Linked DNA regions of Homo sapiens: region 1 is linked to region 2. A link is an interaction called in ENCODE POLR2A ChIA-PET data of the cell type or tissue named here. Cell type or tissue: PC-9. All regions are shown on one strand. Each heading gives the region's core, and the rest is flanking DNA. Links, peaks and the distances in the headings are about the cores only. Region 1 has its middle 25 kb from the start of FBXO27. Region 2 overlaps RYR1 (ryanodine receptor 1).

What was found. Peaks named below come from ENCODE experiments on the same cell type or tissue, not always from the same donor. Only the 100,000 strongest peaks of a DNase experiment are listed, where the experiment ranks them.
Region 1: POLR2A ChIA-PET joins it to region 2 with 7 read pairs; 2 of 35 experiments call an interaction of 5 or more read pairs at or near these places.

Annotation. Positions count from the first base shown.
Region 1 is chr19:39,054,783-39,060,304 of GRCh38, forward strand. No RefSeq gene overlaps it. Among named protein-coding and RNA genes, the nearest start is that of FBXO27, 25 kb to the left of the region's middle. RefSeq lists an enhancer at 3,723-4,224. In PC-9, for the core only: no CTCF peak of the experiment used is centred there; a DNase peak (open chromatin) is centred at 3,019.
Region 2 is chr19:38,457,848-38,462,981 of GRCh38, forward strand. It overlaps RYR1 (ryanodine receptor 1), which reads left to right. Exons shown (of 106, transcript NM_000540.3): 18 at 204-445; 19 at 1,299-1,491; 20 at 2,528-2,744. Among named protein-coding and RNA genes, the nearest start is that of RYR1, 27 kb to the left of the region's middle. In PC-9, for the core only: no CTCF peak of the experiment used is centred there; no DNase peak of the experiment used is centred there; H3K27me3 peaks cover 2,050 bases.

The sequences.
Region 1 (5,522 bases), core at 210-5,209, 600 kb after region 2:
GAAGGACTGCCTGCCTTCTGGAGGCTCGGGGGAGCCATTCATTGCCTCTCCTGGCTTCTGGAGGCTGCCAGCATTCCTTGGCTTGTGGCTGCATCACTCCAATCTCTGCCTCTGGAGTGATTTTGCCTTCTCCTCTTCTGTGTGCAACCTCCCTCTGCCTCTAATTTATAAGGACACTTGTGACAGCATATATGGCTTACCAGGTAGTCCAGGATAATCTCATCTCAAAACCATTAACTTGGCCAGGCGCGGTGGCTCATGCCTGTAATCCCAGCACTTTGGTGGGCCGAGACAGATGGATCACCTGAGGTTAGGAGTTCGAGACCAGCCTGGCCAACATGACGAATCCCTGTTTCTACTAAAAATACCAAAATTAGCCAGGTGTGGTGGTGCGTGCCTGTAATCCCAGCTACTTGGGAGGCTGAGGCAGGAGAATTGCTGGAACCTGGGAGGTGGAGGTTGCTGTGAGCTGAGATTGTGCCATTGCACTCCATCCTGGGCGACAGAGCGAGACTCCATCTCCAAAAAAAAAAAAAAAAATCATTAATTTACATCTGCAAAGACGCTTCTTTTGTATAACATAACATTTATAGGTTCCAGGGATTGGGTTGCTGTCTTAGTCTATTCAGGCTGCTAGAACAAAATACCATAAACTGGGAGGTTTAAAAAATTTATTTCTCACAGTAGTAAAGCCTGGGACATTCAAGATCAAGGTGCTGGCAGATTCGCTGTCTGATAAGGGCCCTGCTTCCTCATAGAGGAGGTCTTCTCCCTGTGTTCTTACAGAGTGGAAGAGGCAAGGGCTCTCTCTATGGCCTGTTTTATAAGGGCACTAATCCTATTCATGTGTACTTTGCCCTCTTGACCCAATCACCTCCCGCAGGTCCCACCTCCTAATACCATCACCTTGGGGGTTGGGATTTCCATATATGAATTTTGGGGGTTTTTTCTAGAGACAGGGTCTCTCTCTGTTGCCCAGGCTGGAGTCACAGATCACTGCAACCTCAACCTCCCAGGCTCAAGTAATCTTCCCACCACAGCCTCCCAAGTGTCTGGGACTTCAGGTGCATCCCACCATGCCTGGCTAATTTTTTTGTAGAGATAGGGATCTTACTATGTTAGCCAGGCTGACCTTGAATTCCTGGGCTCAGGCGATCCTCCTGCCTTGCCCTCCCAAGGTGCTGGGATTACAGGCGTGAGCCACTGCTCTTGGCCTCAGTATGTGAATTTCAGAGGGGATACAAACATTGAGACCATCGCATACCTGAATATATTTGGGGGTCGTTATTCAGCCTACTGATAATCAGGTCCTGACTGATGGTGGTTCTAGGAGAACAGAGCCTCAGGGAAGCTCATCTGCAGCTGGTTCTCTAATCTACAGGGCTTAAGAGCATCATCAACCCTGTTGCCATGGTTAAGGGGGCACTGGTAGTTCACAACATGCAGAGACAAAATGGTGACTTATACTGTGACCTGTCGTCACCTGTCATTTACAGGGTCAGGTCCATTCTGCACTGGTCTCCCTGTTGAGCAAGGACGGTGGCCATTGTCAGTCCAGGCTCCCCACTTCCTTGTTCTTTTTTTTTTTGATAGAGTCTCTCTCTGTCACCCAGGCTGGAGTGCAGTGGCACGATCTCTGCTCACTGTAACCTCCGCCTCCTGGGTTCAAGTGATTCTCCTACCTCAGCCTCCTGAGTAGTTGGGATTACAGGCGCCCGCCACCACGCCCAGCTAATTTTTGTATTTTTAGTAGAGATGGGGTTTCACCATGCTTTCCAGGCTGGTCTGGAACTCCTGACCTCAGGTGATCCGCCCACCTCGGCCTCCCAAAGTGCTGGGATAATAGGCGTGAGCCACTGTGCCTGGCTGCTTGTTCTTATCCCTTTTTTTTTTTTTTTTTTGAGACAAGGTCTCGCTCTGTCACTCAGAGTGGAGTACAGTGGCGCGATCATGGCTCACTGCAGCTTCGACCGCCTGGGCCCAAGCAATCCTTCTCCCTCAGCCTCCTGAGTAGCTGGGACCACAGGTGCACGCCACCACCCCCGGGTAGGTTTTTCCAATTTTTTTTTTTTTTTTAAGATGGAGTCTAACTCTGTTGCCCAGGCTGGAGTGCAGTGGCACAATCTTGGCTCACTGCAACCTCTGCCCCCACCAGGTTCAAGTGATTCTCCTGCCTTAGCCTCCCGAGTAGCTGGGATTACATGCACATGCCACCACGTCCAGCTAATTTTTTGTATTTTTAGTAGAGACAAGGTTTCACCACATTGGCCAGGTTGGTCTTGAACTCCTGACCTCAGGTGATCTTCCCGCCTCGGCTTCCCAAAGTGCTGAGATTACAGGCGTGAGCCACCGCACCCGGCCGACTTTTACAAAATTATTATTATTATTTTGTAGAGATGGGGTCTTTCTATTTTGCCCAGGCTGGTCTTGAACTCCTGGCCTCAAGCCATCCTCCCACCTCAGCCTCCCAGAGTGCTGGGATTACAGGCATGAGCCACCACACCCAGCCAACAAGGGGAGCCTTAAGTACAGAGCAAAGTCTCCTGGTAGCTCACCAGCCAGGTGGTGGACTGGTATTGGGGAGTCCACCCCAGTGGGGACTCACTGAAGCAGACCAGTATGTGGGAAAACCATGGACATGACCCCCAGATCTAAGAGCAGTGGACACTGGGGAAGACCCTCTACTCCCACTCAACCCTTTCTCCGGTAAGGACCCAAGAGGGCAGAGGCCTAACCCAGCCCCCGGCGTTCATCCTGATTCATCCAATGAGTCTAATCTTCTGTGGTGTGACTTGTTCAGGAATGGGCATCCAACCTAGTTCTGGCCAATGGGGTGCAAGGGGAGGAGGATGTTCTGAAAAAGTGTAGAAAAAAGAGGATCACAGATCTAAGGTTTGTAGTAAGAGTCTGTGGTTTCCAGAATGACATGGAAGAAGGAATGAGGGAGGACACCTACAAGTTAGATGATGGCTACACCCCAAGACTTCAGAGGTGTGGACTGAAAGCCACAAAAGAAGGAAGTAAATGGTCAGATAATGCATTTCCTTTAGGAATGTAAGTCATGAGGCCAGCTGACCACGGTGAAATCTTACATTGGGAAATAGTGTGGGCTGTTGACTTGACAATGGAGCCATAGGTTAGCCGCCATTTTGCAGAGCTATCTGTGAAGGTGCTGATGACACTCTTGAAAGGATCCCAGTACTGGTCGAAGGTGAAGACACAGGAATCCATCATGTGGTGAGATTCTAACTTCATCCCTAACTGGCGGTCTACATTACGTGTAGATCTGTTTACTAAGGCAGTTGATCTCTTCTTTGGCGTGTCTTTGAAAGGGGTTTTCTCATTCCTTATGTTACCAAATAAAGGAGGTGTTTTTATTGCACTCTCCAGGAAGGACAAGTGGAGGAAGAACAGCTGCAGTTTGTCTCTGTCCCTCATGCCTTCCCTGGGGGTGACGGTGGGGGAGGACCCATGGTTTAGTGGAACTTATTCTTGTGCCTATAAACCAGCTAGAGAGGAGCCGCCATTATTTATGTATTTATTTAGAGATGGAGTCTTGCTCTGTCACCCAGGCTGGAGTGCAGTGGCGAGATCTTGGCTCACTGCAACCTCTGCCTTCTGGGCTTAAGCGATTCTCCTTCTTCAGCCTCCCTCCCAAGTAGCTGGGATTACAGGCGTGCGCCAACATGACTTGCTAATTTTTTTTTTTTTTGTATTTTTATTTTTATTTTTTTTTGTTTTTTATTATTATTTTTTTTTAATTTATTTTTTTATTGATAATTCTTGGGTGTTTCTCACAGAGGGGGATTTGGCAGGGTCATGGGACAATAGTGGAGGGAAGGTCAGCAGATAAACAAGTGAACAAAGGTCTCTGGTTTTCCTAGGCAGAGGACCCTGCGGCCTTCCGCAGTGTTTGTGTCCCTGATTACTTGAGATTAGGGATTGGTGATGACTCTTAACGAGCATGCTGCCTTCAAGCATCTGTTTAACAAAGCACATCTTGCACCGCCCTTAATCCATTTAACCCTGAGTGGACACAGCACATGTTTTTGTATTTTTAGTAGAGACGTGGTTTCACCATGTTGGCCAGGCTGGTCTTGAACTCCTGGCCTCAGGTGATCGGCCCATCGTGGCCTCCCAAAGTGTTGGGATTACAGGCATGAGCCACTGCACCTGGCCAAGGAGCCTCCATTTTAGATGGTAAGTTCAATTTGGGGGTGTTGGGAAGCCCGCTGCGGCCACCCAGCTAAGCCTTTACCAACAGGCTGATATATATTTTTTTAATTTTTAATTTTTGTAGGTGTACTTATTTATGGGGTAAATGAAATGTTTTGATACAAGCATGGAATGTATAATAATCACATCCTGGAGAATGGGGCATCCATCCCCTCAAGCATTTATCCTTTGTGTTACAAACAATCCAATTATACTCTTTCAGTTATCTTTAAATAGGCGAGTTATTATTGACTATAGGCGCCCTGTTGTGTGATCAAATAGTAGGTCTTATTCATTATTTCTATTTTTTTATACCCACTAACCATCCTCTCCTCCCCCCAACCTCCACTATCCTTCCCAGCCTCTCTATGTCCATGAGTTCAATTGTTTTGATTTTTAACTCCCACAAATAAGTGAGAACATGTGATGTTTGTCTTTCTGAACCTGGTTTATTTCACTTAACATAATGGTCTCCAGTTCCATTCATGTTGTTACAAATGACTAGATCTCATTCTTTTTTATGGCTAAATAGTACTCCACTGTGCATATGTACATTTTCCTTATCCATTCATCTGCTGATGGACACTTAGGTTGCTTCCAAATTTTGGCTACTGTGAGCAGTGCTGCAATACACATGTCAGTGTAGATATTTCCTTAACAGATACACTGATTTCCATTCTATGGGGTATATACCCAGCAGTGGGATTGCTGGATCATATGGTAGCTCAAATTTTTAGGTGTTTTGTTTTTTTTTTTTTTTTTGAGACAGAGTCTAGCTCTGTCCCTCAGGCTCAAGTGCAGTGGTGTGATCTTGCTCACTGCAACCTCTGCCTCCCAGGTTCAACTGATTCTTCTGCCTCAGCCTCCTGAGTAGCTGGGATGACAGGCATGCACCATGACGCCTGGCTAATTTTTGTATTTTTAGTAGAGACGGGGTTTCACCACATTGGCCAGGCTGGTCTTGAACTCCTGACCTCAAGGGATCCACCTGCTTTGGCCTCCCAAAGTGTTGGGATTACAGGTGTGCGCCACTGCGCCCAGCCTCAATTTTTAGTTTTTTGAGGAACCTCCAAACTGTTCTCCACGGTGGTTGTACTAATTTACATTCCCACCAACAATGTACGAGGGTTCCCTTTTCTTCACATCATTGCCAGCATTTGTTATTGCCTGTCTTTTGGATATAAGGCACTTTAATTGGGGTGAGATGATATATCTCACTGTAGTTTTGATTTGCATCTCTCTAATGATCAGCGATGTTGAGCCCCTTTTCATATGCCAATAGGCGGATATTTCTAGCTGTCTGTGTG
Region 2 (5,134 bases), core at 134-5,133:
CTTTCTCCCTCTCCCTCTCTCTCTGTTTTCTCTTTTTATCTTTGCCTGTTTCTGTCTTGATTCTTCCTCCATGTCTTTCTCCCTGTCTCTCTCCCATCTCTCTCTCTCTGTCTTTGGATGTCTGTCTCTCTCTGGCTTCCCACCACTTGGCTCTCCTCTCTGCCTCTCCGTCATCCCCCTCTCCTGTCCCATCTCTCCTGCAGCATCCGCCCCAACATCTTTGTGGGCCGAGCGGAAGGCACCACGCAGTACAGCAAATGGTACTTTGAGGTGATGGTGGACGAGGTGACTCCATTTCTGACAGCTCAGGCCACCCACTTGCGGGTGGGCTGGGCCCTCACCGAGGGCTACACCCCCTACCCTGGGGCCGGCGAGGGCTGGGGCGGCAACGGGGTCGGCGATGACCTCTATTCCTACGGCTTTGATGGACTGCATCTCTGGACAGGTACCTGACCCCTTCCAGGGGACCCTCACCCCTGACCATTGACCCCAGCATTTCTAAGTCTCTGACCATACACCTTGGGGTTCTCAGGATCCTGACTCCCTGAAAAGGTCAACTTTTGACCTTTTAGTCCTCATTTCCCAAGACCCTAACCCCAGAGCTTCTAGATTCCCGGCTCTGACTTGTATCCTCGTTACCTACAGAACTCTGATCCCAGAGTAGGTGTGACCTCTGACCCTAGATATCCCAGAAGACCACGCAGATTACTGTGATCTCTGATCTTTGACTTCTAACCCCAGGAGAATTTATTTATTTATTTATTTTGTTTGTTTGTTTGTTTGTTTGTTTATTTTGAAATGGAGTCTCACTCTGTCTCCTAGGCTGGAGTGCAGTAGCATGATCTCAGCTCACTGCAACCTCTGCCTCTCGGGTTCAAGTAATTCTCCTGCCTCAGCCTCCTGAGTAGCTGGGATTACAGGCATGCACCACCACGCCCGGCTCATTTTTGTATTTTTAGTAGAGACAGGGTTTCACCACATTGGCCAGGCTGGTCTCCTGACCTCAAGTGATCCATCCGCCTTGGCCTTCCAAAGTGCTGGGATTACAGGTGTGAGCCACTGCATCCGGCCCCCAGGAGGATTTAATCTCTGGCCCCACAGCTCAGAATCCTAACTTCAGGGGAACCCTGACCTCTGCCCTTCATTTCAGAGCTACGGGAGCATCCAAGGGAGCACTTTCCATTAGGGTTTCCAGGATGCAATCTCCACAGGAGCCTCCAATATCTGTCCCTTTTCTCTTGTTATCATTGGTTCTGTGGGACCTGTGACGTCTGACCCATCTCTGGTGACTGATGCAGGACACGTGGCACGCCCAGTGACTTCCCCAGGGCAGCACCTCCTGGCCCCTGAAGACGTGATCAGCTGCTGCCTGGACCTCAGCGTGCCGTCCATCTCCTTCCGCATCAACGGCTGCCCCGTGCAGGGTGTCTTTGAGTCCTTCAACCTGGACGGGCTCTTCTTCCCTGTTGTCAGCTTCTCGGCTGGTGTCAAGTGAGAACTTGCCCCCACCCCACGGCCAGTCCTCAGACCTAGGACTGACCTGAGACAGCTTCCCCAGTCACTCCATGGTCCCCCAGGAGGCCAGGACACTGCAGCCTACCATCAAGACTGACTGGTGTCCAGAACCCTTACTTGAAGATCCCAGGGACCTCCACGTGACTCCAGACTCTTTCCAATGACCTCAGATTCTCCCTAACCCCACGTCCTTCCAGTAACCTCTGAGATAATGGTCTCAGACTCTCCTAGTGGTCTCTCAACAACCCAAGGTTCTTCCGGTGACCTCCCAATGACCTCAGACTTTCCCAGTGACTCCAGAATCTGATGATCTCATGACTCCAGACCTTCCTTGACTCCCCAGTGGCCTCAGACTCTCCCAATGACTCCAGAATCTGATAATGATCTAATGACTCCAGACCCTCCTTAACCCCCTAATGACTTCAGACTCTTCCAATGACACCATACTCTCTCAATAATCTCTTAATAATGCCAGCATCTCCCGATGACCTTTCAATAGACCCAGACTTGCCCAGTGACCCTGCTCCCGAATAACCCCATTTATTCCAAAGACCCCCCAATGATCCAGTCCTTTCCCAATCACCCCAAGCTCTCCGAATGTCCATTCAGTGGTGTTTATGTTTATTTCATAATTGTAACAGATGCTCAGTGACTTCTCAAATGACCTTCTTATTGGTCTCCCCAACCTTCCAATGACCCCGAATGCTCTGTTGACCTGGGGTCTCCTCTGAAGGACTGTTCCATGACCTTGCAGTCATCTGAACTCTTCTAGATTAACCAGAGACCCTCCCGCTCTCAACTCCCTGGCTCTTAATTCCCTTATGATATTCCTTTGACTCTAGACTTTCTTTTATGACTTCTAAATGACCTCCAGGACACTATGACTGCCCGGTGACCTTTGGTCTCCCCAGAACTTTCCATTGATCCCAGGACTGCTTCCATGTCCCCCACTGACCACAGACTGTCCCCCATAACCTCCCCTCAATGATCCCCATTGTCCTTCCTTACCCAGGGTGCGGTTCCTCCTTGGTGGCCGCCATGGTGAATTCAAGTTCCTGCCCCCACCTGGCTATGCTCCATGCCATGAGGCTGTGCTCCCTCGAGAGCGACTCCATCTTGAACCCATCAAGGAGTATCGACGGGAGGGGCCCCGGGGGCCTCACCTGGTGGGCCCCAGTCGCTGCCTCTCACACACCGACTTCGTGCCCTGCCCTGTGGACACTGTCCAGGTACTGCCTGCCCTGCAAAGGTTTTCTGGCGAGGCAGGGTCTCTTAGGAGTCAGAGAGGGGGCAGGGTGCCATCGTTCATGCCTGTAATCCCAGCACTTTGGATGGCCAGGCGTGGTGGCTCACGCCTGTAAGCCCAGCAATTTGGGAGGCCGAGGCGGGTGGATCACCTGAGGTCAGGAGTTCAAGACCAGCCTGGCCAACACGGTGAAAGTGAAACCCTGTCTCTACTAAAAATACAAAAAGTTAGCTGGGTGTGGTGGCGGGCGCCTATAATCCCAGCTACTCGGGAGACTGAGGCAGGAGAATCGCTTGAACCCGGGAGGTGGAGGTTGCAGTGAGCTGAGGTCACGCCATTGTACTCCAGCCTAAGCAACAAGAGTGAAACTCCATGTCAAAACAAAACAAAACAAAAAACAAAAATTAGCATGGTGGCAGGTGCCTGTAATCCCAGCTACTCGGGAGGCTGAGGCAGAATTGCTTGAACCTGGGAGGCAGAGGTTGCAATGAGCCAAGATCGTGCCACTACACTCCAGCCTGGGCAACAGAGTGAGACTTCATCTCAAAACAAACAAACAAACAAAAACAACCAACATTTTGGGAAGCCGAAGTGGGGGCCTCGCGCTTGAGCCCGAAAGTTCGAGATTAGTATGGGTAACATAGTGATACCCCGTCTTTATAGAAAAAAATTTTTAATATTTACAAATTTAGACAATTTTTTAAAAGGAGTGAGAGAGGTGGGGAGCTGCCCTAGAAGCTGGGAACCTCGTTGTTTAACAGATGGAGAAACTGAGCACAGAGAGGCAAAGGATTCTGTCAGAGCAGAATCGCAGTCTCAGGGAGTCCTCACCACTGCCCCACAAAGAAAGGGTGGCTCACACCTGCGATCCTAGAACTCTGAGAGGCCGAGGCAGGATTGCTTGAGTCCACGAGTTTGAGACCAGCCTAGGCAACATAGCAAGACCCCATCTCTACTAAAAATTAAAAGTTAGCTGAGGTGATGGTCCACGACTGTAGTCCCAGCTACTTGGGAGGCTGAGATGGGAGGGTCACTTGAGCCCAGGGATTCGAGGCTGCAGTGAGCTATGATTGTGCCACTGCACTCCAGCCTGGGTGACAGAGCAAAACCCTGAAAAAAAAAAAAAAAAAAAGAAAGGGAGAGAGAGAGAGAAAGAAAGAAAAAGGCTGGGTGTGGTGGCTCATGCCTGTAATCTCAGCACTTTGGGAGGCTGAGGCGGGCAGATCACCTAAAGTCAGGAATTCAAGACCAGCCTGGCCAACATGGTGAAACCCCATCTCTACTGAAAATACAAAAATGAGCCAGGCATGGTGGCAGGCACCTGTAATCCCAGCTACTCAGGAGGCTGAGGCAGGAGAATCACTTGAACCCGGGAGGTGGAGGTTGCAGTGAGCCGAGATCGCACCACTGCACTCCAGCCTGGGCGACAGAGCAAGACTCCATCTCAAAAGAAGAAAGAAAGAAAGGACTGTTTTTGCCTTCCCTCCAAGCATGTCCCTATAGGAGGGAATATAGGTTAGGTTTAAAAGCCTGACAGCAAAGGTTTGGTTTTCAGTCACGTGATCTTGGGCATGTGACCTCCCCTCCCTGAGCCTCAGTTTGTTCCTCCGTGAGGAAAAGGGGATAACACCCTGATATCTGATAGCATTGTTCATTGTTGTGAAGGTAAGATGAATGGATATAGGCAAGATGCTTAGTCCAGTCCTGATTAAACAGTAAGCACTCAAGACAGTCACTCATTATTAGTAGCAGTGATATCATCTGCGGGGGTGACTTCATCCCCCTGTCCCCAGACCAGTGCCCTGGGCCTCACCCTGGATGCCTCTGTCCCCATCCCCCAGCCTGTCAGCCTCGTGGGCTGTCCACTCGGCCTCCCAGACATCCCCCCGACCCCGCTTTCCTCATCCCCATGTCCCGCCCAAGTCCAAACCATCATTGCCTCTTGCCTGCGGAACGCCAACACCGCTACTGTCTACTAGGCTCTTACCCTCTGCCAGGCATCGATATTAACTATGTAACATTTAGTAATTTACATTAATGATCTCACTGAGTCCTTATTAGGTATCGCTATGATCCTCATACGGAGAAGGAAGGAGACTCCTCCATTCTTTTCATTCAGCAAACATTTCCTGAGCCTCTCTTCTGGGTCTGAGTCTGGTTCTGGGCTGGATAGGGCTGGGGACTTGGTGGAGACCAGGGCAGCCCCAGGCCCTGCCCTCATGGAGCTCCCAGTCCACGGGGGAGACAGACCCGTCCCAGATAATTCCTTAATACTCTCTCTTCTTTTTTTTTTTTTTTTTTTTTTGGAGACAGAGTCTTGCTCTGTTGCCCAGGCTGAAGTGCAGTGGCACAATCTTGGCTCACTGCAACCTC